2 separate regions of the Homo sapiens genome follow, and region 2 is linked to region 1. Evidence: chromatin loops called from intact Hi-C (ENCODE). Cell type or tissue: Calu3. All regions are shown on one strand. Links, peaks and the distances in the headings refer to the core of each region. The heading gives the core; the rest is flanking DNA. Region 1 overlaps ZNF385D (zinc finger protein 385D). Region 2 holds the start of LOC105376988 (a long non-coding RNA gene).

Region 1 (16,461 bases), core at 5,176-9,175:
GTGTTCCAAAAAAACTTTGTTTAGAAAAACAGACAGTGTATTAGATTTGACCCATGGGTCACCCTTTACTGACTCCTGATTTAGAGAATTGAGTGATCCACACCCTTAGTAGGAGTCAACCATGTGAATGTCCTAGCCCATGAGTTTTTACAGTCATACTCAGAATTCATAAACAAAAGAGCCCAGACTGATAGACTCAATGGCTCTACATACTCACTCTTGCAAATCACACTTAGTTCATTGGACTCAGTTCTGTCCTCCTTACTTCAAAGAAAGTTAATACAATTATTGAAGGTCAGAAAAAAACACCCAGGACGGTGAATGAAATCTGGAAACCATACACTGGGAAAAGCATGTGATGGAACTGCAACACTGAACCTAAAGAAAATGTTGAGAGTAGTGTCCAAATATTCAATTTGCTATTTGGAACAGGGATTATGAAGTTTATGACTTCAAAAAATAGAACTAGATCTATTTATCCAGCAGTTATATATTGAGCACCTACTAAGTTCACATGCTGTTTTAGGCCCCCAAGACAAATATACTAGCTAACTAGACAGTGAAAGGAGGTTTCAGAAAGGTGACTTCCAAGTCAATAAAAAAGACTTCCTTAAAAATTAGAAGCTATCTGAGGCCAGGAGTGGTGGCTGTCACCTGTAATCCCAGCACTTTGTGGAGGCAAAGTGGGAAGATCGCTTGAGGCCAGGAGTTACAGTTTGTACTGAGCTAATATCACACACGGCACTCCAGCCTGGATGACAGAGCGAGACCCTGTCTGTGAAGGAAAAAAACAAGCTATCTGAAGGTAGACTGGTCTATCTCATGAGGCGATGAATTCTCAGCCATTGGGGTTGTACAAAAACAGTCTAGCACATAGAATAAACTGGCCTGGGGCATTTTAGAGGAGAATGTGTATGGGGAATGGTTTACAGTCTACTCTGTTGACCCTTGGGTTCTCACCAAGCTCCACAAGGGACCATAGTGTAGAGTTCAGAACTCTAGATTGTTCAATGCAGTTTCAATATCTGCATTTATGTATTAAGAATTGGACTTTTGCATAATCTTTTTCTAAAGAAAGAGTCTGTTAGCTAAAAACATGTTGAAAACCACTGAGGTGACTCTGATCAAATGCCCTGTGAGATATATTAAAATTCTGTCTAGATCCCCATTGTTATGATAGTAGAAATCTTAATCATGTTGCTTGTAGGTGATCTCAGTCACTATCAGCGATTGCTCAGCCAGTGTCTTAGACAGCTTTTTGTTTCTCACCACCTCTCACTCTGCCTAGGATGGAGTAAGCTTCAGTTAATCAACTCACATATGTAGAAAATCTTGAAAATAAAATAAATGTTTAAAGATTATCATATGTGATAAGTAAATTTGAAATGTACTTTCTTAAAGTAAAATTCAATGATTTATGTAACAAATGAAATGACAGTTACTGATGCTGTTATTTGGTTAAAATTGTTTTGAACACCATATCCGAATACATATCTAAATGTATTTGAATTATAGGACAGATTTAAATTACTTGCTACTTTGAAATGATCTATATTCTCTGAATTAAAATAGATTATTGGAAGATGAGCATATTCATGGACTGAGCTTACAAAATAGAACAAGTGAATATCGAATGTCAATCAAATAACGTACTAATGAATCAGGCCATATGTGTTACGCATTTTAGTGATCATTACAGTAAAAAGATCACTCTTTATCTTCCGATCTTTCTTCATTGGAAGGAGCTGGGTGACCGGGCTGTATGTGATGGGGACAGGGGAACAGTAAGGAAAGGAACTTCTGGAGGGTGATTTGATATTGAGTGACAGGAGGCCTTACCCTTACTGCCAAATCAAGCAACTCATCCTCCTGGGGTTCCTTTTTCCCACACAAGTGAGAAGTTTATCTTTTTAAAAATTTTCAGGCTGGGCACGGTGGCTCACACCCGTAATCCTAGCACTTTGGGAGGCTGAAGCGAATGGATAACCTGAGGTCAGGAGTTCGAGATCAGCCTGATCAACATGGTGAAACCCTGTATCTACTAAAAATACAAAAATTAGCTGGGTGTGGTGGTGGGTGCCTGTAATCCAAGCTACTTGGGAGGCTGAGGCAGGAGAATTGCTTGAACCCCAGAGGCAGAGGTTGCAGTGAGCCGAGGTCGTGCCATTGCACTCCAGCCTGGGTGACAGAACAAGACTCTGTCTCCAAAAAAAAAAAAAAAAAAATTCTTACATTCTCTGTATAAATATATGGGCCCACCGTGTTTATTATATGCCACCATCTCTGTATATGACTGTTTTAATATGGGGAAATGATACTAATGTAAAGTGTATTTAAAAAGCAGATAGTTCTAATCTCTGATGGCTGTAGATTTTATTTCCATTTTTAAAAAGCAGACCAAAAGGAATAATCTGTATATTTAAATAGCAATAATTACCACAGGTTCTGCTTGCATTAATACTGTCTGAGTACATTATGAAGCATTTGTCATAGCTAATGCATTTCTGTCAAATCAAGTAATATTAGAAAGTGGCTTTTGTAATGAATATTAATGTAAGAGACAGCCATAAGTGAAGCAAATTATAGAGGCAGGTAAATGTAGAATTAGCGATAATTGCAAAGTAGCCTTTCATTACAAATTAAGTTCTTCTTATGATGTTAATAAAAATGTAAGGCTCTAGGTAGCCATCAGCAGCCTGCTGAACACTGATAGGAGATTGGAAGTGCTTTTCTTATACTCTAATTCTAAATCAAAATCCTTAAATACCTTTGCCATACAAAGAAATATTTGCATGTCTTAATTTTTTATTCTTGGCCTTAAATAAATCTTTTAAAGAAATCTACTCTTTAGTAGAGTTAATTTGTAAGTCCAGAGATACTTACAGATGCATAAGTTTAGAGAATAAATTAATAGAGTACTTTTTGTTCATTGAAGCTAGATGCTCTGTAAATAAGAGATCATTAACACATCATAACATGTGTTAATTACACATGCTAAATTATGGATCAGTTCTGAGAAGAAAAATTTCCACAAAAGTTACATAAGTAAAGATAAATTTCTCAAGTGTATCCTGGATGAAATTACACGGAAAGATATGCATTTCCTGCCTGAATATTGAACCAAATTAACTTAGAGCTCTAGACTCCTCTAAAGCTTTCAGTAGAAAAAAAAAAACAATACTTCTAGACTTTTATACTTTCAAGTATAAAAATATTAACTTTATACTTTATGTTTTTATCTGAAATAATGTAGTCACAGTAATTTATATATATATACCCAATATTTACAAGAAATATATGGTTTTCACTTTATCATGTTATATATTTCTTTATGATTACTATTTTAATCATGCATAATACAAGTTCATTATGTACATTTTGAAAGACTTATATGACCTAAACATTTTAAAACCTCCTGTGATTCCCTTCTCCTCCAAATTTTCCTGCTGCTAAATTTGAATGTAGGTAAATAGAAAAAATAAGTTATCTTTCTTTCTGTCCTTTAAGTCTATTTTCTGTGTTACTGGGGATGGTGTTTTTTATGGAAGATAGTCATAAACTTGAATAAAAGAGATTGCCCTTTCTTTCTTTCAAAAGAAATAGCCAGTACTAGGAAAAAATAATCCTACTTCAAGTATCTGATTCTTTCTGTATCAGAGGACAGCTTAGGCTAAGTTACGCCTAAGCGTGAGGATTTTGACTAGAAAATATTTGATACATATTTAAGTATCCAAAGTTATAGTAATAGATGACTCCCAATCTCAGTGGCTTACAGTAACAAAGGTTTGTTCTTCACTGTGGCTCTGCTCAATATGACTTCATTTCTGGATATACTCTAATGGAACAGGTGTATCTGGGCATTGCTTGTTTTAAAGTTCAAAGAAAATGAACATAATGTTAGGGCATACATTATCTATGTTACTTCAACTCTTTTATCCTTTTTACCAAAGTCAATTGCATGGTGAGGCCTAATGTCAGTTGCACACAGGCATATATGCACTCCTCTGGTAGGGAAGAACACTGCAGAGAAAGTGCAAAATATTCAAATATTCAAAATATTTGAATATTTTGAACAATGATGCTATCAACCACAGGACAAATATTTGTTTATATAATACACATTTTGGCATGCCTATTATGTGCTAGGTTTTGCTTTGGTATTTAGGCTGAAGTTATGAATACTATAGTCATACTCTTTTCTTTCATGGATATTGCATTGATTGAATTTTTGCACTACTTTCACAGAGGCTATAAATACTCCTTCCTGAACAAAATTCTCATTAGGGATGAGGAAGTAAGAAGTAAGCCAAGGACATTTTAATGCACATTCCTGAAGATTCTGATTGTCTCTGGAAGCATGCCCCTTCCCACTTTGTTGTAATAGTAGAGAAATTCACTATCATTGAGACATTTGTTCTTTTTATTAGAAATGTAGGTGATAACAAATAGGGCAGAAAATTGGTGGCTATCCATATATGTTTATTGGTTTTAGTTTCTAGGAGTGAGCATCCATGAGGGATGTGAAATCATTTAAAGAAAATGTTTGCTTTGGCACAGATTTTTGGGACATCAGAGAAAAGGCAACACTGCTAGAAGAAGCCATGAACAAAAACAGTGGAGCAGGAATGAACATTACATTGGTTGATAGGGGAATTAGAATGTCAGGGTTAGATAGGGAGGATGGAGGTCCACCAGCAAGTGTGGGTAGACATAGTAGATTAAGAATGCAGAGCTTGACATCAGGGAGACAAATCTAACAGTTAGTAGGGTATTTAAGAATCAGCAGTGACTTGAACAAAACAGTATGTTAGGGAGATCTTTGCTAAATTATTCATTTAAATATGATGCAAATTCTACCAAAAGTCCAGTATGTTTTTGATGTTTATTACTATTATTTTTGAGACAGGATCTTGCTCTGTCACCCAGGCTGAAGTACAGTGGCACAATCACAGCTCAAGGCAGCTTCCATCTCCTGGCTCAAGTGATTCTTCTGCCTCTGCCTCCCAAGTAACTGGGACAACAGATGCATGCCACAATGTCTGGCTAGTTTTTGTTTGTTTTGTTTGTTTTGTTTAGTTTTGTTTTGTTTTAGTTTAGACATGGTCTTGCTATAGAAACCTCAACCAGGCTCTCACCCAGGCTGGTTTTGAACTCCTGAACTCAAGTGATCCACCCTCCTCAACCTTCCATTAACTGGGAATGTTAATAGGACAGGAAAGGAAGGGGTCCACTGGAGTGGCGTAGTCTCTTGGATTTAGTGTATTAGGCACAAGAAAGGAAGAAGTGACTTAAATATTGTAGGCTGGAAGGAAGGTCTTAGAAGAACCTTGTGGTGGTTATAAAAATGGGTGGGGTAATTGGTGACATAGAATGGTTCAGAACATTCTCACGGACTCCTCCAGTGATGAAAACACAGAGAGGGGTATGGATACCGATGAGACTCTCTGCATGCAGGAGTATATTCACCTCAGAATCTCTTCCACAGATGGGAAAGAAGGAGAGCTTCCTGGAACTAGTGTTTGGTGGAGAATTAGGTTCTGGCCAAAGTGAAATAATGAAAGGAGATAAAAATTACATTTGGGTAAGGAAATATCTTCTTCAATAGAAGAGAAAGGTTCTATTTTAATTCTGATCTAAGTTTTTAAATTTTAAAAATGTAATCTCAAAAGAAGAGCCACTCTTACCTCACAACAAATATATTTTATATATTACAAATGCAAAGTAATGGAGAGTATAATTCTATCACACGCATGCACACACACACACATACCCCACCCTGAGCATAAGTGTCTTCATGACATAATTCAAACCAATATATGTAGCATTTCCTACTATGAGAGGGAGATAATTGAGCTCAACATCATCAAAAAAATTCTAATTTGTATGTGAGGGTTGGATCAGGTCTAATTTTTAGAATTATTAGGTAAATAATAGAGTTGGCAATTATCCCTTTCAAGGATAATTGCTTCAAAGGATAATCTTTTAGAATTATCCCCTTTATGATTACTTTGTCAGATCTGTTTTAGGGGCTGAATGAACAATTAAATAAGGAGTGGCCTTCCCTCATGATGACAATGCTTAAATCCAGACTGAGATCACCAATAAAGTGGATTTAATTCTGTGTTGAAATCCTATATTTCAGTTGAGTGAAGCTGTCATATGCATTATCATAGCTTGCAGCTTTTCTGCCTAAACAAGTTTCAATTGTTTAAAAGTCTAATACTGCAGTTCAGAGATGAGCAATGTTTACAGAGCTGTGTTCAAATAATCAAGAATATTTAACTGTGCTCTATCTCCTAATCCATATGACCAGCAACTTCTGAGAAAGCAATATTCTTATGTGTCTGCTGATGATTTACTGGGCATGCAAAATACATAGAGATACACAAAAGCTATATCTAAAGGATGAGGTCTTTCCCTACATAATAATGCACTGGAAATAATTTTATATCAAACCATAAATACCAATAGAAAAAAAAAAGATTTTCCTTCATATGCCAGTGGAATCTACTTTAAACTCAAAATTTAAGTGTCTATAAAATATAATCTTCCCTGCCTTACACTTGCTTTGCATGAGTGTAGGTATGCATCAGTTATTTTCTTGGGAGACTGAAAGAGTTAATGGGCCTGACATTTTAAACATGTGTGCCTTTAACTTTGAGCAGAATGGAGCTCTTTGGCTCATATTAAAAAATTAAGATGTCTTGAAATTTCACACAATTTTAGAAAATTGGAATCCGGAGGATCTTTCCTCTTGGCTCTTTTTAATATTAGAGAAGTCAGTCTAAATAATAACTTTGGATTTTAAGAAAAGATAAACCTTTTGTTTTAGTAACTTTGAAAAATTTTAAAATGTATATCGAATCCCAAAATTTCTCAAAACAAAAATCAAATAAAAGGGCCATTAGATATTTGAGAATACAGATGTATTTTTATTTCATACATGAAATTATTTACTTAAACATCACAGACAGAAGGTTCACTGCTCCAGATTTGAAACAGATACCTTCAGACAAATAGTTATAGAATACATATAGATTTTAATGTGAAATTCCCAGTATAATTATTAGGTTGGTGCAAAGGTAATTGTGGGTTTTACCCTTACTTTTAATGGCAAAAACCACAATTACTTTTATGACACCCTAATACACTGTATAACATAAATAATTCAAAAATTCAAAAACTAGTAATGGTAGATGGGATAAAACAAAACAATTATTTCCCTAACCTAAATTTCTTGTGAAATTTTCCTTTAGATTCCTAACCATCTCAGTAGCATTTTTTCACTCTATAAACTATATGAAAAAATATATAACATGTCAGGGGTTTAACTGCAAATTAAAACAAAAAAAATTATATTCTTAATTTTGTATTTTCTGTACAAACAGCTAGAGAAAGGATTTCTTATCAATTACACCAGATATGTCTTAGTCCTAATTAAAATATAAAGCTATTCAAAAAAACATGTCATGAGGAATGTAATCATTAATATGAGGAATTTATCACTTATGTATAATTTGATTAGCAAAGCCAAGCTGAGTTTCAAACAGTACAAAATGATTTTGGGTTTTGAGGACAGCAAGACTTGTGAGAGGATTTTGACTAGAAAATATTTGATACATATTTAAGTATCCAAAATTATTATTCAGTTTTCTTTATCAGGATTTACAACACATTAAAAATATTTCTAACCTCCAAAGTAAAATGGGAGAAATTTCAGAGATATGGCAGTTTGTACTATAAGCAGATGGTGTAGGATAAAGGCTCATTTGTGTGTATCTGATGATCTTGGACCTACAGTCACCTCCAAACAATGTGTTTGACCTTGGAGAGTGATTTGGCCTCCCAGAACCTCGTGTTACTCTCATGTTACCTGAAAGGATAGAATGAGATCAGATTATTTAGCACACATTTGTTTCTGGGGCACCTACTCATTGTCCAGAGATCTTGTTAGGTGCTAGAGAAATGCAACAGTATAGACACATAGTCTTCATGGTTTGCTATCCTCACAGTCCTCACAAGGTGTATAGTTGTATAGTTTACCTCAATCCTGTAGTCTGGGGAAACTTCTCCTGCCACTGTGGATAGAGACATTCCTTTAGGTTTCCCTACGTAAGCCATGGCCAATGGAAAGCAATAAAGAAGAAAAATGGGCTGGTTGAAAAGTTAGACAATGCCTCAAAGCAACATCAATCCATTAAAAAAAAATTTGTTCCACGTGTTCTCGAAGGTACTAGGTATACAGTGCTCAGTAAGTGCCTCACAACTTAATGGATGAACTTATAATATATAAGATACATATATATACACACACACATATATACACATATCTAGCTTACACATATTTATATATATATAACAAGGCATATATGATATAAAATATCTGCTATCTTATGATATATCATTAGGCTTATAAATTATAGTTTATGTTAACTACTATTAAAAGGCAGATGGTTTAATAGAAGAAAATGGGTGAGCGTCTAAATTAGATTGATTAACCAGGAAAAGTGTCTCTGAATCTCTGGTCAGCTAACATTTATGTCAAGAACAGAGATATAAGAAGGATTCCAAAGACGTTCAGCCCATTCAAGGGAGAAAGTATATGCAAAGAGCTTGAGACAAGAAAAAATTAGCATATTAGAGAAACTGAAGATAAATATGTCACTCAGGTTTGAACAACAGGGTTTAGAATCCATCTTTGTTTTAGTAGACAGGTTAAAACTGATTACAGGTTCAGTAGAAAAACTCAAGGAGGAAACAACCTTGAGAAGCAAGCTATAGCATTGGTTCAACAAGGGGCCACTTGCAGTATCAGGGAGACACCCTACAACTAGAAAACAACCACACATAAAACATTTCCCCAGACAAACCAGATCCTTCCTTGATACTATTTGCCAGAAAAGGAGATAAATAAAAGAGGCAGAAATTTGTTCCTTCAATCTCACGTAATCTAATTGGAAGAAAATAAACACAGCCAGGACCTATGTGACCTATGTGGGAGTTAATTTGGGAAACAGAGTTTTTAGCTCTCCAACCTTTGGCATGGGTGCTGAGCCAGACCACCACATCCTCCACAGAAAAGGAGACCATGACCTTCAAGCAGACAGGAGCCAAATCATACTAGAGTTTTGCAAACTGTGACAAGCAGTTGCACTTTTAAAACAATAGGAAGCCATCAGAGGGGATTAAGTAGGAGTTAGCTTTTTCAAATGTTTAGTATGGTTTTAATGTAGGGAGTAGATTAGAAGTTAGGAGTGAAATCAAGGTGATTGAAGGTGATTACGTCAGTTTAGGCAAGAGGTGATGGTGACTTGGAACAGTGTGGGAATAGAAGTGGTGAGTAGATTTAAAATAGATTTTTGGTATTCTGAAAAAAAACTCTAGACAAATTAAGTTTAGCAAAATTTATCTGAGCAAAGAACATTTACAAATCAGGTAGCACTCAGAACCATGAGAGGCTCAGATAACTCTACCCAGCAATGTGGGCAGGCGATGCAAATAAAACAAAGAAGTTGCATACAGAAACAACTCGATTGGTTACAGCTTGTCATTTGCCTTATTTAGACAGGCTATGATGAGGCATCTCCTTATATGAACATTGTCTGATCAGTTGGCAGCCTGTGATTGGCTGAAGCTTAGCTGCTGTAATTGGCTGAGACTCAGCTCTTTGTTACAAGGCTATACCCATAATTTAAGATGCAGTTTGTTCGCATATTAAGTTAGATTGCAGTTTGCTGCAGGTGGAAGCAGCTTTAGGTCAAATTTATTTTAATTTAACAATATAGAAACAAGAGGACTTTTTGATGGATTGGAGGTAAGAGGTAACACATGGACAATGGGCTCAGGGATAAGTGATTGGCTGCATAGTGTAGCCATTTACGGCTGATGATCAGATTTCCTAAATTGGAGTTGACCACCTTTATTTAGGGATACCCTACTAACTTTTTTTGCTCTTATTTTATAGTCCTCCTCTATGTCCTTTAGCATGGCCATTAGGCGCACTTCTTGTCTGGCTTTTTCTCTTAGTTTCAACCTCTTCAAGAGTAGAGATTTCTTGTTATGCTTCTAAATTTATTTTGTATAACTCTAAAGGGCCTAGCGTGGTTCCTTAAGTCAACAGATGTTAAAATGTAACTAAATGTTTCTTCCTTTGTCATCTTCTGACTTTTGGCAAGATGATTTCATGATAAATGTAAGAAATGATCATTTTAAAAGCTTTTGGAAAAAGTTGAGTTTGAGAATTTATTGACGAGCGTAACATAAAATAAAATTTAAATATTCAGGTCACACTGTGTTGAATGTATTTCAAGACAACAATAGTTCTAATTAATCCTCACATAAACACAAATTTTCTCCCTAAATTAGGCAAAGTAATCTAGCAAACATAGCATTTTGTTTTCTGAACTTATGTATGTAATAAAATGGGAAGAAGTAATTATTATGTTTTCTTCCAATGAAGATAAACATAACCAGCAAATAATAATTGATTTTCTTTGTCTCTCTGAGATTTTAATGCTCAAAGATATTCAGAAAGACCCTGTAAATCTACTCAAAAAGAAATAATTTTTCCCAAATGTATCAAAACTAAAAAGTCTTAAGGGAAATGTTTCCCATCATACTTCAAGCTATTTCAAATAAGACAAAACTGACTGTAACAAAAAATATTTTGATGTTTAACTCGAGGGGTGAGAAGTGTTTCTCTGTGTTCCATCCTCTGGGAATTTTTGATCACTAAAGATTTTGTATAATGGATTAATTAACAGAACTGTTTCCACCATAAATAATGTAGGCTGACATTTTGTTGAAGAGAAATGAGTTGCTTATTTGTTTTGGGCTCTTTAGTGAGAATATCAGAGGTGCTTTAGGGATTATGTATTAATGGAACCTCTGCAATATTGGCAGACTATGGCTTTGAACTTTGTCCATGAAAATAATGTCCTTGTATGGATAGATCCTACCAAGTAGTAGTAAAAAACAGCCATCACCAAGGTGTGTGTGTGTGTGTGTGTGTGTGTGTGTGTGTGTGTGTGAGAGAGAGAGAGAGAGAGAGAAAGAGAGAGAGAGAGAGAGAAAGGGAGGGAGGGAGGGAAATATGGTTCAGTGAAATGAATCCTGGAAGGAAGGGAATATGGTTCAGTGAAAGGAACCCTAACTCAGAACTCAAGATAATTTGGGCATAACGCCGGCTATGACATATGTGTCTGATCTTGGGCAAACCATTTGTGCTTTCTTTTCATATGTAAATTGAGAGACTTAGAACATGAGACCCATCATCTAACTCTAAAATTCAATGATTTTATCAATGGACAATAAGGGATCAATATTAGTCTATATTCCCTTTAAGTATTGAAAATAGAATATGAATTTGGAGCCCCACTACTTTAGTCTACTATCAGACTCTAATGGCACCATTTTGTTGAAATGCAGTAGCAAACCTTCCCAAAGTGTGTTCCAGGTTTATAAAGGTATACTGGGCCCATTGTGGCTGAAAGCTGGGAATGATCATTCAAAACCAATTACACTACAAAAAGACAGGATTTTTGACTTTGTCAAAACTCAAAATATATGTATATTTTGCCTCCGTAGTCAAACCTAGAGGACACGTCTGCCTGAAGGAAGTTTTCCTGTGGATCTGGCTCAATTAGGATCTGTGATAAGAGAATAAAGAGTATACCCTGACTAAACGCTGGGAAAACCATTTGTTTTTGCTTTCCCAGAAAAATTAAAGTTTGAAACCATTTTAAGCACACATCTCACTTGATTTGGCCTTTTCTTTATATATTTTCATGTCATCAGTTTATTTTGAGTAATGTCTTTTGATAGTACTTCTATGAAACTATACTTTAAAGTTTTAGAAAGGTTTATTTGTAAGTTTATATAATGTTTTCTCATTTTTTACTCTGACAGTTTTATAGAAATCTGGGGACAATGTAGGCAGAATACACCCACCCCATCACATTTTAGAACAATGCTAGTGAATTTGGGCTGAGAATTCTAAAGCAGGACAGCTACCTGCTTTCCTGAAGCTACCTAGAAAACTGCTTAGGATCCACTCCATTTTAAACGAAAAGGTTGTTCATAATGTGCTCTCAATTCTTTAACTCTTTCAGTACATATTTATTGAAGAATTGGTCTGTGAGGCACTGCACTAGGCAAAGTGACAAAATATAAAAAGGTACATAATGGGTTCTCTTACCATAATTATTCAATGAAGTTGTACTTTTCCACGGGGAAAAAGTACTGTAAGTGCCTAATATGATACACAGTAAGCAAAGTGCTTAGAGAAAAGTAGCTATACTTAGTTGCTACGACTTCCATTTTATCTGGCTTTCAAATCAACACGTTCCATTAGTAGATATATCCTTAGTCCTTTTACCCATTAATTTTTTTTTTCTTAAAGCACCTGCTTTGTGGAATACTTTGCAAGAAATGAAGGATTGCTTTGGATCTCCACTGTTAAATGTCTAGACCACAAAACAATTATTGGCTTTTTTTTCCTTTAAGCCTTTTTTGTTTAGCTGTTTAAATACTGTTAGTTCCATTTTAATAATTATTTCTTTAACTGTAAGTGGTCATTCCCATGCCCAATTATTTGTTTCACTACAATAAGGAAAATAAAACCTGAAACATTTTTTAAGTAATTGAGTTTCCATCAGTTGAGATAGTTATTAAAAAAAGAACTTGAGTATCAGTGGAACAACTTATAATAAAAACAAACTAAAAACTTTTCCCAGAGTATAAACCTAAATGTATTCTTTTGTCTGATATATGTTCAATGTATATTTATTAATATAGTTGAAAAAAATACACTTGTTTTCGCACTCCCTAAACTTCTCATATTCCATTTGAATAAGCTTTTTAAAAGGAAGGGCTAGTACCATGTGCTTATATTTTGCTCCCAAAGAAAAAGCAGCATGTACTAAAAACATGTTTCGTGACGTATGAGGTCAGCTGGAGGCAAACTCACACTTACTGCAGGTTGTGAGAGGACTCAGAGTGACATTTACCTTGGTGAAATCACAATGTGACCATGATTATTTTTCAACTTCCTGGCACAAAAGTCTGTGGCCTCCTCTCATGTTCCATTTACAGCATGCGAATCATTATGAGTGAGGAAGTTTTAATTGCTTTACTGTTTTGTTGAGGCATAATTTACATACATAAAATGCAGATTTCAAATGAATAGTTCAATGAGTAGACAAATCTGCTCACCAGTGTAACCATCACCTTAGTCAAGATATAGAAACTTTCCATCACCCTAGAAATTTTACTCATGCACAGTCCAGTCAATCCATCCCCACACAGAGGCAATCACTAATCTGCTTTGTCACAGTACCTTTGTTTTTCCTTTTCTAGAATGTAATATAAATGGAATCATACTATGTATTCTTTTTTTTTTAGACAGAGTCTTACTCTGTTGCCAGACTGGAGTGCAGTGGCACGATCTCGGTTCACTGCAATCTCTGTCTCCCAAGTTCAAGCGATTACCCTGCCTCAGTCTCCCGAGTAGCTGGGACTACAGACTATGGGCGCACCACTACGCCCGGCTAATTTTTTGTATTTAAGTAGAAACGGAGTTTCACCATGTTGGCCAGGATGGTCTCAATCTCCTGACCTCGTGATCCGCCTGCCTCGGACTCCCAAAGTGCTGGGATTACAGGCGTGAGCCACCGCCCCCTGCCCATACTACGTATTCTTTTGTGACCAGTATCTCTTGCTCAACATAGGGTTTTGAGGTTCATACATGTTGTTTATGTGTCTGTTCATTTTTCTTTTTATTGCTGAGTAGTATTCCCTTTTATGAATATACCACAATTTACCCATTTACATGGTGATGCATATTTGGGTTGCTTTCCAGAGGTGCTTTTATGTATAATTATACTCTGAATGTCTGCATATACTTTTTTTTTTTTTTTTTTTTTTTGAGACAGTGTCTTGCTCTGTTGCCCAGGCTGGAGTGCAGTGGTATGATCTTGGCTCAGTGCAACCTCTGCCTCCCAGGTTCAAGTGATTCTCCTGCCTCAGCCTCCCGAGTAGCTGGGACTACAGGTGCCCGCCACCACAGTTGGCTAATTTTTGTATTTTTAGTAGAGATGGGTTTCACCATGTTGGCCAGGCTCATCTCAAACTTCTGACCTTGTGATCCGCCCGCCTCAGCCTCCCAGAGTGTTGGGATTACAGGCATGAGCCACCACACCTGGCTCCATATACTACTTTTATGGACACATTTTTTATTTTTTGGTAAATACCTAGAAATGGAATTACTATGTTCTAGTTTAGGAGTATATTTCACTTCATAAAACACTGCCAATCTTTTTTTCAAAGATATTTTACCATTTTGCATTCCCGTAGACAAGTCTTATTTGTACCTATTTTTGCCAACAAATGGAACTATCATTCTTTTATATTTTAGCCTCCCTAGTGTGTGTTACATGGTTTCTTATTGTGGTCAATACCCTCATTCCATATAATGCAGAAACTGTAATTTAGAAGTATTACCTTGTTCACATTCATACCACATGCAAATACCAGAACCAGCATTTTGAAGGTGCTTTTAACTAGAACGCATGGTGTTAGGAATAGAATTTCTGGGTCCTGAAAGATATGGCACCCAAATGAACCGCACATGGTCACTGAGGGGAAGCATGGGTTTGATGGGACAGAATCAGGATATTGAGTTACCAGGGAAATACCACAAAAAGATGCCATTGACACCAGGCATCTAAGGCCAGGACAAAGCTCTAGTAGTGGAAGTGAATTCAAGTCAGCATGTTTGCCAGCTTGCCCCCTTTCTGCTATTCGCAGGTTAGACTAAATTAGAGATGTTTAAGATTTACAAAAATGCCTTAAACTATTTTTTGTAAATAATTTTGTTCCCCCCAAAAACTATAAAATCTGCATGCATCAGTAATAATGTCTTAGAGAAACAGTCTTACTTTGTCTTCCAACTTACGGGCACTTAGAATCAGAATAATGTTTTGGCAAAGAAGCCCCGTATCTAAAATATTTTCTAAACTCCTAATAACTACAATGTCAGCAACAACAAAAACAAAATGGTCTTGGTTTTTACATTTTGAAAAAGTTTATGGAATAGGAAAGTAAGTCAGGTTCAAGCAATAGGAAAGTAAATGTAATTAATGTGTTCAGGTTTTGACAGAAGATATTACTGACTTAAGTTTCCTTCTTAATTTTACTTTGACATGTTATTCCATAAGCACATTGATGGGGGGCATTAATGAAATAAACTACCTACTCCATCAGTATTCAGCACAAGAACCGAGTTCAGGGAGTTGAGAAATCCTGATCATTGGTAAGAAGCTTGGTATAGTGGCAGGAGCATAGACTAAGGATTTAGAAAATTTGGGTTCAGGTCCAGAACTTTCTTCTCTCCAGCTCAAAGTCCTTGGGCTGGTTATCTCATTGTTTTGGGCCAGTATATTCTCATTTATCAAATGGTGGGGCAGTAATAGATACTCTCCTAAGTTCACAGTCCTCTGAATTTTTCTTTAGTTACCTATCAAAGCCAATAGCTCATGGATACCTCAGGCAGGGAGGAGAAGAGCGTGTAGTGGGGTGAGATCATGGCATCAGAGGAAATAAAACTAGCTTTTCATTTTTTTTAACAAATTTTTTGTGTGACTTATGAATGCCATGAGCAGGACTCACTAGACATAAATAAGAACAAGATGACTACATTACCATTTCTTTCAGGCTAGTGAGGAATGCAACCAGTAGGCAGGAAATTGAGATACAGGTGTTGAATGTCATGATGTTGTGTGGTCAGAGGGATATATGCTTTAGTAATAGTATGCAGGAGGGGTTTCTAGCCCATTGTAGGGTATCCTTGAAGGCTTCATAGAAAAAGAACTTTCTTAGGTAAGAGGTAAGTACACATTAGCCAAATGAGGAGGAAGAATGAACCATGCTAAAGGCAAAGTAACATAACATTTGAAGTTTGTTATTCTTTTCAAGGAAAAGAATAAACTTCAATATGACTAGAGCAAAGTGGATGTATGAAGGAGTAGGCAAAGTGAAAGATGAGTCTAGAACATTAAGCAGGAACCAAACCCTTAAGGACCTTATAAACCATATTAAGGTCATCAGATTTTGTTCTACAAAATGTTGAGAAAATGAACATATTATAAGGTAAAGATTGATCATGCATTTGCCTATTAGGATGCATGGGGTGGTATAATGGAAGATGTGAAGACATTATTTGCAGGGCTATTGCAGTTATCCAGGTGAGAAATACTAGTACAATTCAGTATTAGACAAAATCGGGTGCATTCCAGGTGGTAGGGTCGTAGACCACTCTGCTATTAGAAATGAAGATGGAGACCCACTTTTCTAAGATTTTTGCAAACCCTAGTGGAGATGCCTAGCACATTTATGCAGCAGAAGAGCATCTCTATTTGTGCTCACGGCAGCTCCTGTATCCTGAGGTGTGATGGAGAATGAGTG
Region 2 (16,461 bases), core at 6,833-10,832, 300 kb after region 1:
TGTAGTCATATAAAGGAATTTGAAAACCTCAATTTCGAATCAATTCCTTGGATGGTATATTATATTTTCTATCACTAGTCATAGAAAATATAGTCATGTCACCAACATTGGGAAATTGGAAGCTTCTGACTCTCCCTCCACACACAGATACACCAAATAAACATCTATCCATAAATCAACACCCTCTGAGAGAAAATCAGAGAGCAACTGAAGGAATCCTACCCATCGATCCACTGAGCAAACATGCACATTGAGTAGGTAGGAGAAGCCAAGGCACACTTGTGTGGACCCCACCTTGGGCACTGCACCATAAAATTGGGAAATAACTCTCCAACACCTAGTTTCCCTCTGTGGTGAAGGGAGTCTGGGTCTCATACATAGGGCCTAAAGCCCAAGTTTCTCCATGGTTTGACTTTTAACTCACCAACTGTGTGAGCAGAGGGGAGTAGACACATTCATGTCTCTCAAGACTGTAGGAAACGAAGTGGTGTTATTTTTAAGGACATGCAAGGACTTCCAGGGACTTTATTCACCATGGAGTAGTGCAGAGAAGGGATGTATAAAAGACACAACCCTTTGTTTCCCCCAGAAGGGGTTTGTGAAATACCCCTGCAGTGGCTGCAGGTAGCCTGACTTCTAACCAACTTGTATCAGGTAGTTAAAAGAGGTAGTCAACTATTAACCTGGGGCCAGCCAAAGAAAAGTTTACAACCACACCAAACACCCCAACTCTATTAACATCTACCTAACTGACTGAATCATAAATCTCCTAGCTCTGGGAGCAGAAAGGACTGGCATACTCCTGTGTCTCTCTAAACCACAGGTGAAAAAAAAAAAAAAAAGCAGTTACCATCGCTTTGTACAAGTGTGTGTGCTCTTTAAGGTACTACATCCCCTAGGATTGGTGCAAAGAAGAGGCCTAAAAACAACAACAAATAAACAACTCCCTGCTTCTCCCTAGAAGAGATCCAGAACACACTCTGAAGGCCCAGTTGTTAAAGTTGCCTCCTAAACGACTTCCATTCTAAACCTAGTTGCTCTGGGCACAGAGGGACTAGGCATATGTGAATCTCCCTTGATCCCAGAAAAAAGAGGTGGTCTTAAATGGACATCTCCTAACTCTGGGAGCAGAAAGGGCTGGCATATACATGTGTCTCTCTAAACCACAGGTTAAAAAAAAAAGCAGTGACCATGTGGCCATGGCTTTTGTACAAGCATGTAGGCTCTTTAAGGTATTACATCCCCTAGGATTAGGGCAAAGAAGAGGCCTAAAAAACAGCAACAACAAATAACTCCCTGTTTCTCCCTAGAAGAGATCCAGAACACACATGAGAAGCCCCAGTTGTTAAAGCTGCCTCCTAAAACACTCCATTCTAAACCTAGTAGCTCTGGCCTAGGCATATGTGAATCTCCCTTGATCCCAGAACAAAGAGGTGGTCTTAAATGGACATCCAAACACTTCCAGGGCCTATACCCTCTTGAAGTATGCAGAAAAGGGGGTAGGAACATGAAGCTCTCACGTTCTTTCTGGAAGTGGCTCATGACACACATTCTCAGTGGCTAATTGATGGCCTGCGCTCTAACGAACTTGCATCAAGGAGCTAACAGGGAATACAATCAAACAAATAACCAATCTAACTACAGTAGCCAGAGCCAGAGCTTGACACTTCATAAAACCTACCTTCCCCAGCTCACCCAAGAGATAAATCCAGGCATATCCAGTCTTTCTGAAAGGAGTTTGGCCATGCAATAAGCACCACAACTTCCATAGTTTCACCTAAGGAACTGTCTCCTTAATGAAGTATTTCTAGACTTCAAGGGAATATTGCAATCCTGAGTGACCCAAGACCACAGAAAACAAACAGAAGAACATATAACAAGCTCACTTCCAGCATCTATCCTTTCAGAATCAGAAGGTGTAGCCTGAATATGAATACAAGCATTAGCCACAGGTCCTCTTCCCTGGCTTAGTCCAGATAAAGTAGGGAAAAAATGCCCTCATTCATCCTCACTATGAAAATAGAAGTTACTGGAACTCACATCCAACATTCCCAATCTTTCCAGGTACATCTAAAATATGTGACTCCTCTTATATCATTTTAGGGTATGAACAAGATGGGACATATTCTAAGCCCCAGGTAGGCACCAAAAACAAAGATAACAGTCCAGGCCAAAAAAAAAAAAAGAAAGAAATGAAAAAGAAAAAAGATTAAAGAGGCACCTTAAAATCTCTGGAAGGAAAGATTGGTAAAAAACCTTCTTCTAAATAATGCTAGTTTAACAAGATTGAGATAAATTGTTTTCTTATCTAATATATAGAAACCAACACAAAGAAGTGAGTAAAATAAAAAAAGGGAATGTATTTCAAAAAGAAAAAGATAACTCTCTGAAACTGACCTGGAAAACAGAGTTTTGTGATTTACTCAAAAGGAATTCAAAATAATTGTCATAAAGATGCTTACAGAGGTCAAGACAGCATTGCAAGAACAAGTTGAGATCTCAAATGGGAGATAATAAATATTTTTAAATACCAAATAGAAATCATACATCTCAATAATGCTATAAACAAACTGAACAATTTAATAGAGGAGTTCAACAACAGGCTAGATCAAGCAGAAAAAAAGGATCATTAAATGTGAGGACAGACCACTGGAAATCATCGAATTTGAGGAGTTTAAAAAAAGTATAAAAAGGAGTGAAAATGGCTTATGAGACTTATGGGACACTATCAAGCAGAACAATTTATGAATAATTGGCATGCCAGAAATAGGAAAAGGGACAGAAAACAAATTCAAAGAAGTGATTGTAGACAACTTTCCAACTCAGAGGAAAGAATTACAATGCACAATTCAACAAGCCCATGGGACACTAAATAAAATGAACTAAAAGAGATCCTTGGCCAGGAGTGGTGGCTCATGTGTATAATCTCAACACTTTGGGAGGCTGAGGCGGTTGGATCACTTGAGGTCAGAAGTTCTAGACCAGCCTGTCCAACATGGTGAAACCTTGTCTGTACTAAAAATTAAAAAATTAGCCAGGTATGGTGGCAAGAGCCACCTCCACTGGGGAGGCTGAGGCAGGAGAATCGCTTGAGCCGGGGAGGCTGAGGTTGCAGTGAACTGAGATTGCATCACAGCACTCCAGCCTGGGCCACAGAGCGAGACTCAGTATCCAAAAAAAAAAAAAAGAGAGAGATTCTTACCATGACATATCTTCGTCAAATTGTGAAAAATTAAAGACAAAGAGTGTTGAAAGAATCAAGGGAAAAGCGAATCATCATGTAGAGGGAAACCCCCTGTAAGATTATCAGTAGACTTCTCAGAAGAAACCTTGTAAACCAGAAGAATGTGGGTTAATATATTCAAAATCCTGAAAAAAGGAAACTTCCAACCAAGAATAGTATACCCAGCAATTCTGTCTTTCAAAACTGAAGGGACTTATGTTTAGAAGAACAAAAGTTGAGAGAGATTATCACCAGTAGACCTACATTATAAAAACGTTAAAGTAAGTTCTTCAGGCTGTAGGAAGAAAGCACTAATTAATTACATAAAATCATATGAAAATACCAAACTCATTGGTAAAAATTGATACATCATCAAATCCTAAACACTAATACTGTAAGAGCAGTAGTCAAACAATTATATCTCTAGTACAAAGGTCGAAGGGTAAAACTATTAAAATAATGGTACAATAATCTCCTAAGAGATTCATATTATTAAAAGATGTAAAATATGACATTACAAACATAAAACTTCGGAAAAGTGGGCAAAAGTGGGTAGTTTATGTATGCAATCAAAATTAAGCTTTTAATACCTTTATAACATATTATAGGTATAAGATGTTTTATGTAAGCCTCAATGTAACCACAAAGCATAACCTTGTAATATACACAAAAGAGTAAAAAGAAAAAGAACCAAAACACACCCCTATAGAAAGACATCAAACCACAAAGGAAGAAAGCAAGAGAAGAAGAAAGCAGGACAGATCTACAAAACAACCAGTAAAAAATTTTTAAAGTGGCAGAAGTAAGCCAATTCCCATCAATAAAAACCTTGAATAAAAATGAATTAAGTTATCCAATTAAAAGAGTGGCTGAATGAATAAAAAGCTAAGAGCCATCTCTAAGCTGCTCACAGGAGACTCATCTAACATGTAAGAAAAACAGACTGAAAATGAAGAGATAGCAAAAGATATTCCATGCAAATCAAATCCAAAAGAGAGTAAGAGTGGCCATACTTACATCAGATAAAATAGACTTTAAGTCAAAAACTATAAAAAGAGAGAAAGCAGGTGATTATAAAATAATTAAGGAGTCAATTCAGCAAGACTATATAATTGTAAATATATATGCACCCAATTCTAGAATAACCAAATATGTATAGCAAATATTAGTATATCTAAAAGGAGAGATAGACTGCAATGCAATCATAGTTGTGAACTTCAACATCCCACTTTCAGCAATGGACAGATCAACCAGACAGAAAATCAACAAAGAAACATTGGAGTTAAACTATAATCTAGACTGAATGGACCTAAGCAACATGTACACGACATTTTATCTGATAGATGCAAAATACACATTATTTTTATAAGCATGTAGAACATTCTTCAGGATAGAAGACAAAATGTCACATGATAGGTCACAAGAAAGTCTCAACAAATTTTAAAAATTGGAAACATATCAAGCATCTTTCCAGATCACAGTAGAATAAAACTAGAAGTCAATAAAATAAGCTTTAGAAACTATAAAAATATATGGAAATTAAGCAACATGCTTCTGAATGACCAATGTGTCAATGAAGAAATTAAGAAGGAAATTTTTTAAAAATTGAAGCAAATGAAAATGGAAACATAACATACCAAAATCTAAAGGAAGTACTAAGAACAGTACTAAGGAGGAAGTTTATAGCAATAAATGCCTAAATCAAAAAGGTAAAATGATTTCAAATGAACAACTGAACATGGCACCCCAAGGAACTAGAAAAGGAAGAAAAAACAAAAAGTCATAGAAGGAAAGACAAAGATCAGAAATAAATAAAATTGAGACATAAATGCAAAATATCAATGAAATAAAAAGGTTTTTTTTAAAAACAAACAAACAAACAAACAAACAAAATCCAGAAACCTTTAGCTAGAGTAACTAAGAAAAATAGAAGAGCCAAATAAATAAAATCAGAGAGAAAAAAGGAAACTTTAAAACTGATGCTACAGAAATACAAAGGATCATTAGAGCAACCTTACACCAACAAATGGGAAAACACAGAAGAAACTGATAAAATCCTGGACACACACAACCTACCAAGAGTGAACCATGAAGAGATAGAAAACCTAAACAGACAAATAACAAGAAATAAGATTAAATCGGTAATTTTAAAAACTCCCCAAAAGAAAAACCTAGGAACAGATGCCTTTGTAACTGAATTCTGCCAAGCTTTTAAAGAATTAACACTAATTCTTCTCAAACTGTTCCAAAAAATTGAAGGAAAAGTAATTCTTCCAAATGCATTCTATGAGGCCAGCATTATTCTGATACAAAAGCCAGACAAGGACACAAGAAAAAACAAAAACAATGAAAAAAAACTACGGGTCAATATTTCTAATAAAAAAGATGCAAAAATGTTCAACAAAATACTAGCATACTGAATCCAACAGTACATCCAAAAGATTAGTCACTGTGATTAAGTAAAATTTAATCCCAGGAATGACGTTATTCACAGAAACAAAAGATAGTTAAAATGTGCATGAAACCACAGCAGACTTCAAATAATCAAAGCAATTCTGAGCAAAGAGAACAAAGCTGAAGGCGTCACATTATCTGGCTTCAAAATATATTACAAAGCTGTAGTAAAAAAAAAAAAAACAGTACCATATTGGCATGAAAACAGAATAGAGAACCCAGAAGTAAATCCACATATTTACTGCCAACTGATTTTCACTAAATGTGCCAAGATCACACATTTGGGAAAGAACAGTCCTTCCAATAAATGTTAATGGAAAAACTGGATATCCGTATGCAGAAAAATTGAATGAGACCCCTATCTTTCATGATAACAAAAATCAAAGCAAAATTTATTAAAGACTTAAATATAAAACCAAAAACAATAAAACTATTAGAAAAAAGTCATATGGAAAATGTTTCAGGACATTAGTCTGGGCAAAGGATTTTTGGGTAGGAACTCAGAAACAGACAAGAAAAGCTAAAATAGACAAATGGGATTACATCAAACTAAAAAACTTCTGCACAGCAAAGGAAACAATCAAAAGAGTGAAGAATCAACTGAAAGAATGGGAGAAAATATTTGCAAGCTATCCATCTGACAAGGATAAACATCCAGTATATATAAAGAACTCAAGCAACTCAACAGCAAAACAACAAATAATCTCATATAAAAATAGGCACATGATCTGAATAGACATTTCTCAAAATAAGACATACAAATGGCCAAGTATATGAAAAAATGCTCAACATCACTAATCATTAAAGAAATGTAAATCAAAACCACAATGAGATATTATCTCACCAGTTAAAATAATTATTATCAAAAGGACAAAAATGCTGGTGAGAGTGTGAAAAAGCAGAACACTTATATGCTATTAATGGGAATGTAAATTAGTACAGCCATTATGGAAAACAGTATGAAGTTTTCTCAAAAAACTAAACATAGAACTACTATATGATCCAGCAATCTCACTACTGGGTACATATCCAAAGGAAAAGAAATCAGTATATCAAAGAGTTATCTGCATTGCCATGTTTATCACAATAGTATTCACAATATCTATGAAATAGAGTGAACCTAAGTGTCCGTTGTCAGAAGAATGGATTAAGAAAATGTAGTATATATAAACAATGGAATATTATTCAGCCGTAAAAATAATAAAATCCTGCCTTTTGCAGCACCATGGATTAGCCTGGAGGACATTATGTCATGTAATATAAGCCAGGCACAGAAAGACAAATATCACACATTCTCACCCATATGTGGGAACTATAAAAGTAGATCTCATAGAAGTAGAGATTAGAATAGTAGTTACCAGATGTTGGGAAGGGAAGGAGGAAGTATGGATATTGGGTACAAAATTACAGTTAGATAGGAATAATAAGTAACAGTGTTCTACAGCACAGGCAGGTAACCACAGTTTACAATAATTTATTGTATATTTCAAAGTATCTAGAAGAGAGGGTTTTGTATGTTCCCAACACAAAGAAATGATAAATGTTTCAGGTGATGGATGTAACTGACCTAATTTGATTATTACATATTGTACACATGTATCATAATATCACATATACCCCATAAATACATACAATTATAGTGTATCAGCTTAACATTTTTAAAAGGACAAAACAACCCCCCCAAAGCAAACAGAAAACAGACAACTAATAAACAACATAAAATCCAAAAAGTAAACAGAAATCTTCATTATATAAAAGTGATTTTTAAGAAACAGAATTATAATCAATTTATACATAAAACATTTAACCAAACTATATTCTGGCTTAATGATTGAAACATTGCCTCAGAGATCTAGTGTCATATTAGGGCATTATTTTACAAATAGAAGCTTTGAGTTTTGCCAATCTGAATTTAAAATGTCATCTTCATTAACATCACCTACAAACGTCATTTATCCCTGCCAAGGTTGGTAATGATACGCTAAATACTGATTGAGAAATATGATTGACGTCTTTTTGTTGCTATAATCCAAAATTAGTTCAAGGAAGCTAAGTGTATATATAAGGCTTTTTTTCATATTTTAGCAATTACCTTTTTTCAATATATCTTACAATTGTAAGATATTTCCTGACTAGAGCATTAGGTTATATGGAAACAAAAAAGGCAAGAACTTGACAAATTCCAAGAGGCACACTGTTTCATTGCTTGAAACACACTCCTGATTTATTTGCATTGCAATAGCTAAACCCATCTTTACCCATAACCTTAATTACCACAGTCATTCATTCTATAACGGCTCTTATTTCCCTGAGTTCTTTTCTCCTTCCAGATTCCAATTTGTAATGTTACCTCCATAAGGATTCATTATCTGGCATTCTGCACCCTGGCAGAGGGAATTTCTCTCTTCAAACTCCACTCTTCGTGCATTTATAAGTCTCTAGGCACTCTTGCCTGAAATATATCATGGCAGTCCTGTCTTTATGAGGTGGGTAGCTTCCACACACACACACACACAAAATCGTTTTCTATGAAGAAGAGTTAAGCCAAAGGTATTCTTTTTTACAGTGAATGTAGATTTCCCATTAAAAGATAATCTTTCATTTCAAATGTTTTAATATGATGGTCCTGAATACAGTCATCACTGATAATTACATTTTAGGTGCTCCAAAACTAATATGTGTTTACCATAAATTTCATTATTCATTGGATACTTTCATATTAATTTTTAAAAATTTTCCTTTCATATTTCAAAACCTGGGGGCTATCTAGACTTATCCCTAATTAAGCTTGGAGCAGTTACTGAAGGATGGAGTATCCAAATGGCACCCAAAGCTATCCTTTCTCTTTCTGCTATAGAAGTTCTGATACAGATCCTGTCCTTCTAGTGGTTTATTGAAGCCTCCCAATCACATGATCTTCCTGCCCACACTAATAGCAGCATTTTTCAAAAATATACACCTGATTACATCATATTCATATGAAAAAAGTCCTTTAATAGTTGCTATGTTAATCAGAAGAAAGCCCACTAGCTGCAGTAACAAAGAAAATTTTTTAAAAAAGTCAATAGTATCACAGAATAAAAGTTGATTTCTCACTTGTATGTTCATCTAATGTAGGTGTTCTTGGTTTCCAGGCTGGAGGTTCTGATGCCCAGTAATTCAGTAACTCAGGTTGCTGGAGACTCTGACATCTACATATGTCTTCCAAGGTTGCCCTGGATGTCATTATTCAAACAGGAGATAAGAAGCAATGGAGAAGACTAATTGTTTTTTACCACCTTGATCTGGGAATGACACATAATTCAGCTGCTTGCATTCAATAAGTGAACACCAGTTATCATCTAGATTTGCTAGAAACTGGAGTATGTAATCCCTGGCTGGGAAGAAATCTTTGGTGGGACCCCAAATCTTTGGTGGTCAATTTGTTTTCTTTGATATAATTCCCACGGCTAAATTTCTCAGTAAGGAATGCAAGGTCCTGATCTACCCCTTTGCTAATATTCCAGCCTCAATGCTCAATGCTTCCTCTTTGCAGACCATACAGTTTAGCACCCCCTAAAGGTGCAGTTCCAGGATTTCAGTGTTAAGCCCACAAAGCTATTTCCTTGCCTGCATTTCTCTGTTATTGATAGTTTTCTGAATCCCAAAGGCAGCTCTCAAACTGGGAAGTTCTCAAACTCATTTTTGTGTAGTAACTAATATGTATAACATATTTGATACTTAGCTGTTGCATGTCTGAGTCTCCTACTCCATAGTGACCTCCTTAAGATCAGGGATCACTTATGTTATTGAGCTTTAGAGCAAAGAAATGCTCATTTGACTAACACATGTATTTAAAATGTCTAACATATGTCTGAGTATATAATATATGTTTATTAAATATTTGTGGAATAAATGAATATACAAAGTTTGGATTACTGACACCTATCAGTGATGACAATAGATTCAAAGAATATATGTGGAAAGAAGAGAGCAAAAGGTAGAAGAAAACAAAGGAAGGGAGGGGAGGGAAACATGCTGGGTTGTTCAACAGAACGTCTCTATTTCAAAGGTCATATTTAGTAATATTTTGGTTTGAAGTCATAACTAATACCATTATTTAAGTAAAATAGCAAATAAGCCCACATCACAGTCAGAGACTTCTCTATGATTAGGGAGGGCAATGATTTTCTTAATGTAGGTTGTTAGAGAGACTTCTCATTTACATTCAGCCCTAGCTAACTTTGAAATTCTAAGCCTCAGTAAATATTATCTAGGGGAAAATTAAGAGAATGCTATGATTTAATGGTACCGGGAAGACATGACAAGTTAAAACTTAGAAATGTCCTAAATCTCAGACTGAAATAACTCAAAGAAAGCAGGAAAATTTTATGGCTACAGTTTGTGAAACAAAGATAGTGTGTTAAATTAGGTACGCAAATTCACTGGGGAGAGCTAAGAGCTCATAGAGAGCTCATAGTTACAGAGCTATCTAGAAAGTACCTGAATGTCGAAATAAAACTCCCTATAGAAATCTATTTAAGGTTCTTTTAAATATTTGGAAACGCTTCCTGAAATGGTTCCAAAAGTGTTATTAATATGAAAAAAAATTGTTTTCCTCTTGGCTCCATGCTCACTGTCCATAATTGTGTTTAGCCAAGGGGCTCTCAGGAGGTTCAGTGAGTGGCTTTATTATGTATATTGGGTAATGAGCTTAAGTGTTCTTCACTAGGAGCATTTGCAAGAAAAATTTCTTTCCTTGCTCAAAACTCTTTTCCTGTAGAAAATTTAATGCCTTTGCTCCAGTAGTTATCCAACAATTGAAGATTCAAAGGCAAAAAATAGACTTTCCTCTGGGACCTTTATTTAATTATCAAACACTGAAGATTATAGAGAAAAATGTTCCTTCCTTTTTTTCAGACATTCACTTAAATTCATATCCTTGATTTCTAATTAATGTATTCAAGATCTGAATCTAATTATCTCTATTATGAGTAAAATTCCCTCATTTTATCTCATGTTCTCTAAGACAAGGGCCATCTTAAATCCTGTAAACTCAATCTCTTTTATTAAACCTATCATCTAAATTCAACTGTTATTTTCATTTATTTAAGCCATTCAGGAAGTGTGTATTCAAAATGGGGATACAAAATACATTAGTGCAGAATTAACTCTATATTCTCCATAAAATAATGGCAAATCAGAGATCTAGAATCAGGACAATTGGTTTTTACCAGGAAGTAGACTCTGAGATGGAGTTCAGTGTGCAGGAAGTTTGCTAGGGACTGTTCTTGAGATACAACCTATGGAAGGAAAAAGAATAAGGCAGGATTGGGCAAAATGAGAAACTGACCTGCAACACAGTCCCAGTGGTATTCATGAGATCCTGCAGGAAGTTGTGAAGCTGAGATACACCGTCTAAGTTTTCCAACTTGAGGGTTAGACAGCTGGGCCTTTGGACCTTTGATTAGTCATTGGCTATGGGCTATCCCAGAAAGGTGACATGACTTTGAGTAAGTCGGGTCTCTGTATCTAAGGCAGTACCTGAAAGGGGCTAAAAGCTGAGGCTCCAGTAGCTGGGAGATTAAATCCTTTATTACTGAAGGATAATGTTGGTACTAAATCACAACATGTATCACAGTGTTTTTTTCTGTTTTGTTTTGTTTTGTTTTGTTGTTTGTTTGTTTTTTGAGACAAGGTCTTGCTTTATCACTCAAGCTGGAGTGCAGGAGCACAATTATGGCTGAGTGTAGCCTCAACCTCCCAGGCTCAAGCAATCCACCCACCTCAGCCTCCATAGTAGCTGGGACTACAGGTATGCACCACCACACCCTGCTATATTTTTTTATTTTTTGTAGAGAAGGGGTTTTGCCATGTTGCCCAGGCTTGTCTCAAACTCCTGAGCTCAAGCAATCTGCTTGTCTCAGCCTCCCAAAGTGCTGGGATTACAGATGTGAACCACCATGCCCAGCCACAGGCTTCTTATTATACTTGGGTAGAGTATTCCTGAGAGCTTAAAAGCCACAGAGGTAAGATGCAAATAAGTAGTTGTAATTTGTGTTAAGAGCAGTAATGGAGAGTGGTTGATGTGAAGCAATCATCAGGGAAATGCAGTCATTATCCCTTCCTGGGAAACTCTAGAAATAACTAGAAAATGCACAATACGTATCTGCACTTCTGTTTTTTCACTTGGAAAGTTGAAATGTTAATACATTCTTCACAATCAACGTTACTGGAAACATGATTGAAATCCTTCCTTTGGCCAATTAAACGTTTCTTCAATAATCTCAAGCACTGAGGAAAAAGGAGAGAAAGTTCTTCTCAACCAACAGAATAGGAACTTTCCTCAGAGGCTTCCCAGCAAGGCAGTTGCTATCTCAAGCTGATCTGATTAACAACCTATTGATATTATTTTTCCCTAGCTTCTATGCCACATTTTTCAATGAAAACACTGGCTACACCAACTACTGGAAACTTGCTAGACTCCAAGTCACCAGAGCAATAAGGTTTCTCTTCTCTAAATGGCAGATGACCAAGAGGGCATTTAACCTGCTCATGGGAAGATTAGATTCTACATATTTTAATAGGCCTTTATCTCATCATCCTTTTTATAATTATTCTTCTGTGAAGGAAGCAGAATTGCCCATTACATCCTTACCCTTGTTTAAACTTAGAAATGTTTGACAAACTGGTATGGTGATCTGACCAAATGAAATCCCAGCCCATACATCTTGTGGCATATTAACCTGCCCACTGCTTCTTGATATTCAAATCCAGAGACCATGGAAATTATATTTTATATAAATAAAATAAGGTTAAATAAATGGATGTAAATATACTATAAAAAGTCACTTGCAGAACAAAGCGCGTACAAGAGTGCCAGATAGAATGTAAGTATTGTATCATTAAAATTGTGCTGTGAATGACTTTAAGAATAATAAAAATTCACTTCATAATCTGGATTCTATTAACAATAAATGCCCAGTTACACTATTATACTTTTACTAATCCATTAAGCTGATGTTCTAAAATGACTTATACTGAAATGTTAGTATAGGATATAATAAAATACCATACTGTAGCTATAACATGTTGGATTTTAATTACTATTCTTATAAAATATGAATTAACATGGTGGCAATTCACTTGAAAACTAATTAACTTGCCTCAGTTATCTTGCTCAATTCCTGCAATAAGCAAATAATCTTTACAAAGTTAACATATTAATAAGAATATGATTATGCATTTTCCCCAATTTAATTTCTATTTAATTACATTACTAAACTTGGTTTGTCTCCCAGCAAAGTATCAATTTTGTAGAGTGTGTCTGTAATAGTCACTTGATCGTCAGTCTTAAAAATAACCCAGTGTCTTATTAATTCTGTGTAAATTATTAAATGCATCTGTGCTCAATGTCCAATGCACCAATTTTCTGCCACTCTGCACCATTGCTACTCTAGATCTTTCACAGAGTTCTTACTGAGTGAAATAAACACTATGGGGAATCATAATTAACCCATGCCCTGGTCTCTGCTCCAATAAATAGACTGGTATGGAAAAGGTAAGAGACTGGCAGGAGAAAGAGATGCCAGAGCAAGAGCAGGTACCACAGTCAGCTTACAGGCCATCAATAAAATAAAATAAGATGCTAATTTGTAAAGCTTGACATTGCATATTTTAAAAACATTGCATGTTTAAAAAAACACCGGTGATATGCCGAGTTGCTTTCATTGTTCAATATTCATGCAAAGTAGCTCAAATTTCTCTGCTAATACAGAAAAGAATGCGCTATGTAGTAGAGGAGAGGAAATCTAGTGTACTTCTGTCAACTAAACAGAGACCTGTCACCTGAACCTTAAGGTGACTATTTGGCACAACTTAGGGGCTTATTATTTTTCTGGTAGGATGACACACATTCATGGGAGTGACCAATATTTCTTGTTATATCCATTTCTGAGAGATTTTTCTAAGATCCCAAATTATGATAATCTCTCAGGTCTCTTTAATCCATGTCCTCGCATTTACCTGCATGTTGAAGTGAGGAGGATGGTACAAGAAGGTACAGAAAGAAACTTCTCAGGTGCATTGCTAACCATGTGCCACTTTTGCCCCTTGTCCTGGGACATTTCTAATTCTACCTCGTGAAAATGAATTCCTGACATTTTATGATCTTTAATGTCTGTCCAAAGTAGTCGTGCAGATGTCCCTGATGATTTTAACAATCCTCAGTTTATATCCCTTTCTGTAGACTGACTTACAGAGACAACTGGAAATGCATCTAAGGTACAGAGATAGGTTTCGGTCTGTTTGTTTTTTAAACAGATTTTTTACTCCATTAGCTAAGAAGGAAAGGAAAAGGAAGTGCAGATGTAGGTTTCTGGCCATTCAAAGCCATCTAACCTTGAAGATATTTGAAAGATTATTAGCGGGGTGAAAGGCAGATTTAGTGGGTTTTTTTTTTTTGAAATCTCAGACAGCTTTAAAATTAATATCAGCCTTTTGGGTAAATATTTATTTTATAATTCAATAACAAGGTCTAATTGAACAGGGTCATAATGAGATAAATTTATAGATAGGAAAAAAATTAGAAATCAGAAAATTATCCCCCCCATCCCACAGTAGTAACAAAAATTCACAGTTTAAAATATGGGTAAAACTTAGTAAATATAATAGTCCTCTTTCAAATTCACATAAAGCCTTAGTTTCTACCAACTATCCTTATCAATACACCAGTATTGTCATGAGCCCAACAGAATCCTTCAAAAAGATAGTCATTATAATCTCCAAACCAAAGCTCAATGAGATTAAGTGATTTAAGCAAGTTTACCTGGCTACTAAATTATGCTCCTAAAATTTGGCTTCAGAATTTTGTACTCCAAGCCCAGTTAGTGTTCCTTCCACTCTCCCCCACAGATGGGTCTTGTCAACGGATTTAGATAAATCACAGCAGAGGCTATAAGTCATTTCTCCCTCACAGGTTGCTTCTGCTGGGAGGCTGTCTCATTAAAATCTGTGTCAGTGTCCAAACCTTTAGGCTTAATACTTTTAAGGTATTTGTGTCCATATATATGTGTGTGTGTGTGTGTGTGTGTGTGTGTGTATGTATGAATGTTTTTATGTATGTATACACATATAGATCAACACACATATAAAAACATGTATGTAAAATAAAACATCATGTACACACGCACGTGCACGCGCGCGCGCGCGCGCACACACACACACACACACACACACATTTGATCTTCCACACAGATTTAGGCCCTTTCCAAATCAAAGGGATTATTGTGGTCCCTTGTTCAGAATCTTAATACTGGCAGGCCTAGGTGGCCTGGGATCTGGAAGTCAGGAAGACAATGCTACTGCTGGAAAATTAGGATTAAGGCCTATGGTGACACAGGAGTAAAGCTCATAACGGAAAAGTTTTTGCTTCAGTTTCTTGCCTTCCCACTAAGAAATTCTGGGATTTGGAGACTATGAAATAGGCTAACATAACCATAAGCATCAACAATGATAAGAATATTTGCCACAAACTACATTCTAGGCAATATACAAAAACATTGACATCTCTGTCCTCAAACAATTCTCTAACATTGGTTCTGTAAGGTCTCATTTATATATTAAAAAAGAAAAAAATAACACTGAGACCTAGAGGGTCTAAATAACTTGTCTAAGATAAAAAATCTTCCTCAGTAAGAGTGATAGGACTTGAAAATATGCTATTTGACTTCAGAACCTGTGCTCTGAATCACTAAGTTACACTGCCTTCACAGTAATGGGGGAGGAACATGAAAAATGAAGTTTGAGGCACATGACTCCTAACGACTTATGAGAAAAAATAATTGCTGTAAAAATACGACTATCCAAAGTACATGAAATCAGCTACATAAATTCTAGACTATAGGTCAGGTTTCTATTTTTTTATTCTGCTAAATTTAAGTCATGCATTCAAAGTCATGGGGGATAGGAATGGAGGGATATCACCTCTAAGGGAATGAAATTGGTTCTTGTGGGAGACAAAAGAATCTTACTCTTTTGAATGTATAAAGCTCAGATATACATACAGTACATCAATAGATATCTAGTATATCTGTGGTATTAATATTTCATGAGAAGTTCATTTAGGAAAACAAATGCTTAAAAAGGATTATTACGAGAAACAAAGATTAAGAAGTATTAATCTAGATAAACAATTTTTAAAATTTAAAACTAGGAGCACTTTGGTAGACTTCAATGGAGACTACATTTTAAATGCCATATGAAAATGGTTAGTAAATTAACCCATCTCCAATAATTTTTGTTACATCACTCTTGTGAAAGTGTCCATATTTTCTTCTGATTCTTGTTCTATAAAAGCATGTTGGGGAACCTAAACTTGACTAAATTTGTTGTAGCAAAGCAGGACATGAAGGTTTGGGTAAAATCCTTCCCAGCACTCCCTTAGTGTTCATCGTATGCTTCACCACATTTCTCAGCCTCTTTCCGGGTAGGTAGGACCAGATGACTAGGGCTGAGGCCAATAGGCTCAGAGCAGAGGTAACGAGTCTTACTGCAAAGCATTCAAGAGCTGGTGGCAATGCTCCAGCTTTTCTCTCTCTCTGCCACAGAAGGGCATATGTTCCAGATGGTGCAGTTACAAGTTGGCAGAGCCTCCATCAGCCTGGGTCCCTGTGGCACAATGTGAAGTGGCCCCTGCCCACCTGCATTAGAAATATAGCTTGGGTAAGAAATCCACTATGGTTGTGTTGTCACTGAAATTCTGGAGTTAATTTGTTACAGTCTGATAGTCTAGACTATCCTGAAAC

Evidence for each region. A loop is a pair of places that touch in the nucleus more often than their neighbours do. Peaks named below come from ENCODE experiments on the same cell type or tissue, not always from the same donor. Only the 100,000 strongest peaks of a DNase experiment are listed, where the experiment ranks them.
Region 2: it touches region 1 in a loop (2.1-fold over the local background); 1 of 110 quality-filtered maps calls a loop at or near these places.

What each region holds. Positions count from the first base shown.
Region 1 is chr3:21,465,865-21,482,325 of GRCh38, reverse strand. All of the region lies in intron 4 of ZNF385D (zinc finger protein 385D), which reads left to right. Among named protein-coding and RNA genes, the nearest start is that of ZNF385D-AS1, 69 kb to the left of the region's middle. In Calu3, for the core only: no CTCF peak of the experiment used is centred there; no DNase peak of the experiment used is centred there.
Region 2 is chr3:21,163,932-21,180,392 of GRCh38, reverse strand. LOC105376988 (a long non-coding RNA gene) reads right to left here and starts at 11,315. Exons shown (of 4, transcript XR_940646.3): 1 at 10,891-11,315; 2 at 8,774-8,892. In Calu3, for the core only: a CTCF peak has its summit at 9,238; a DNase peak (open chromatin) is centred at 9,232.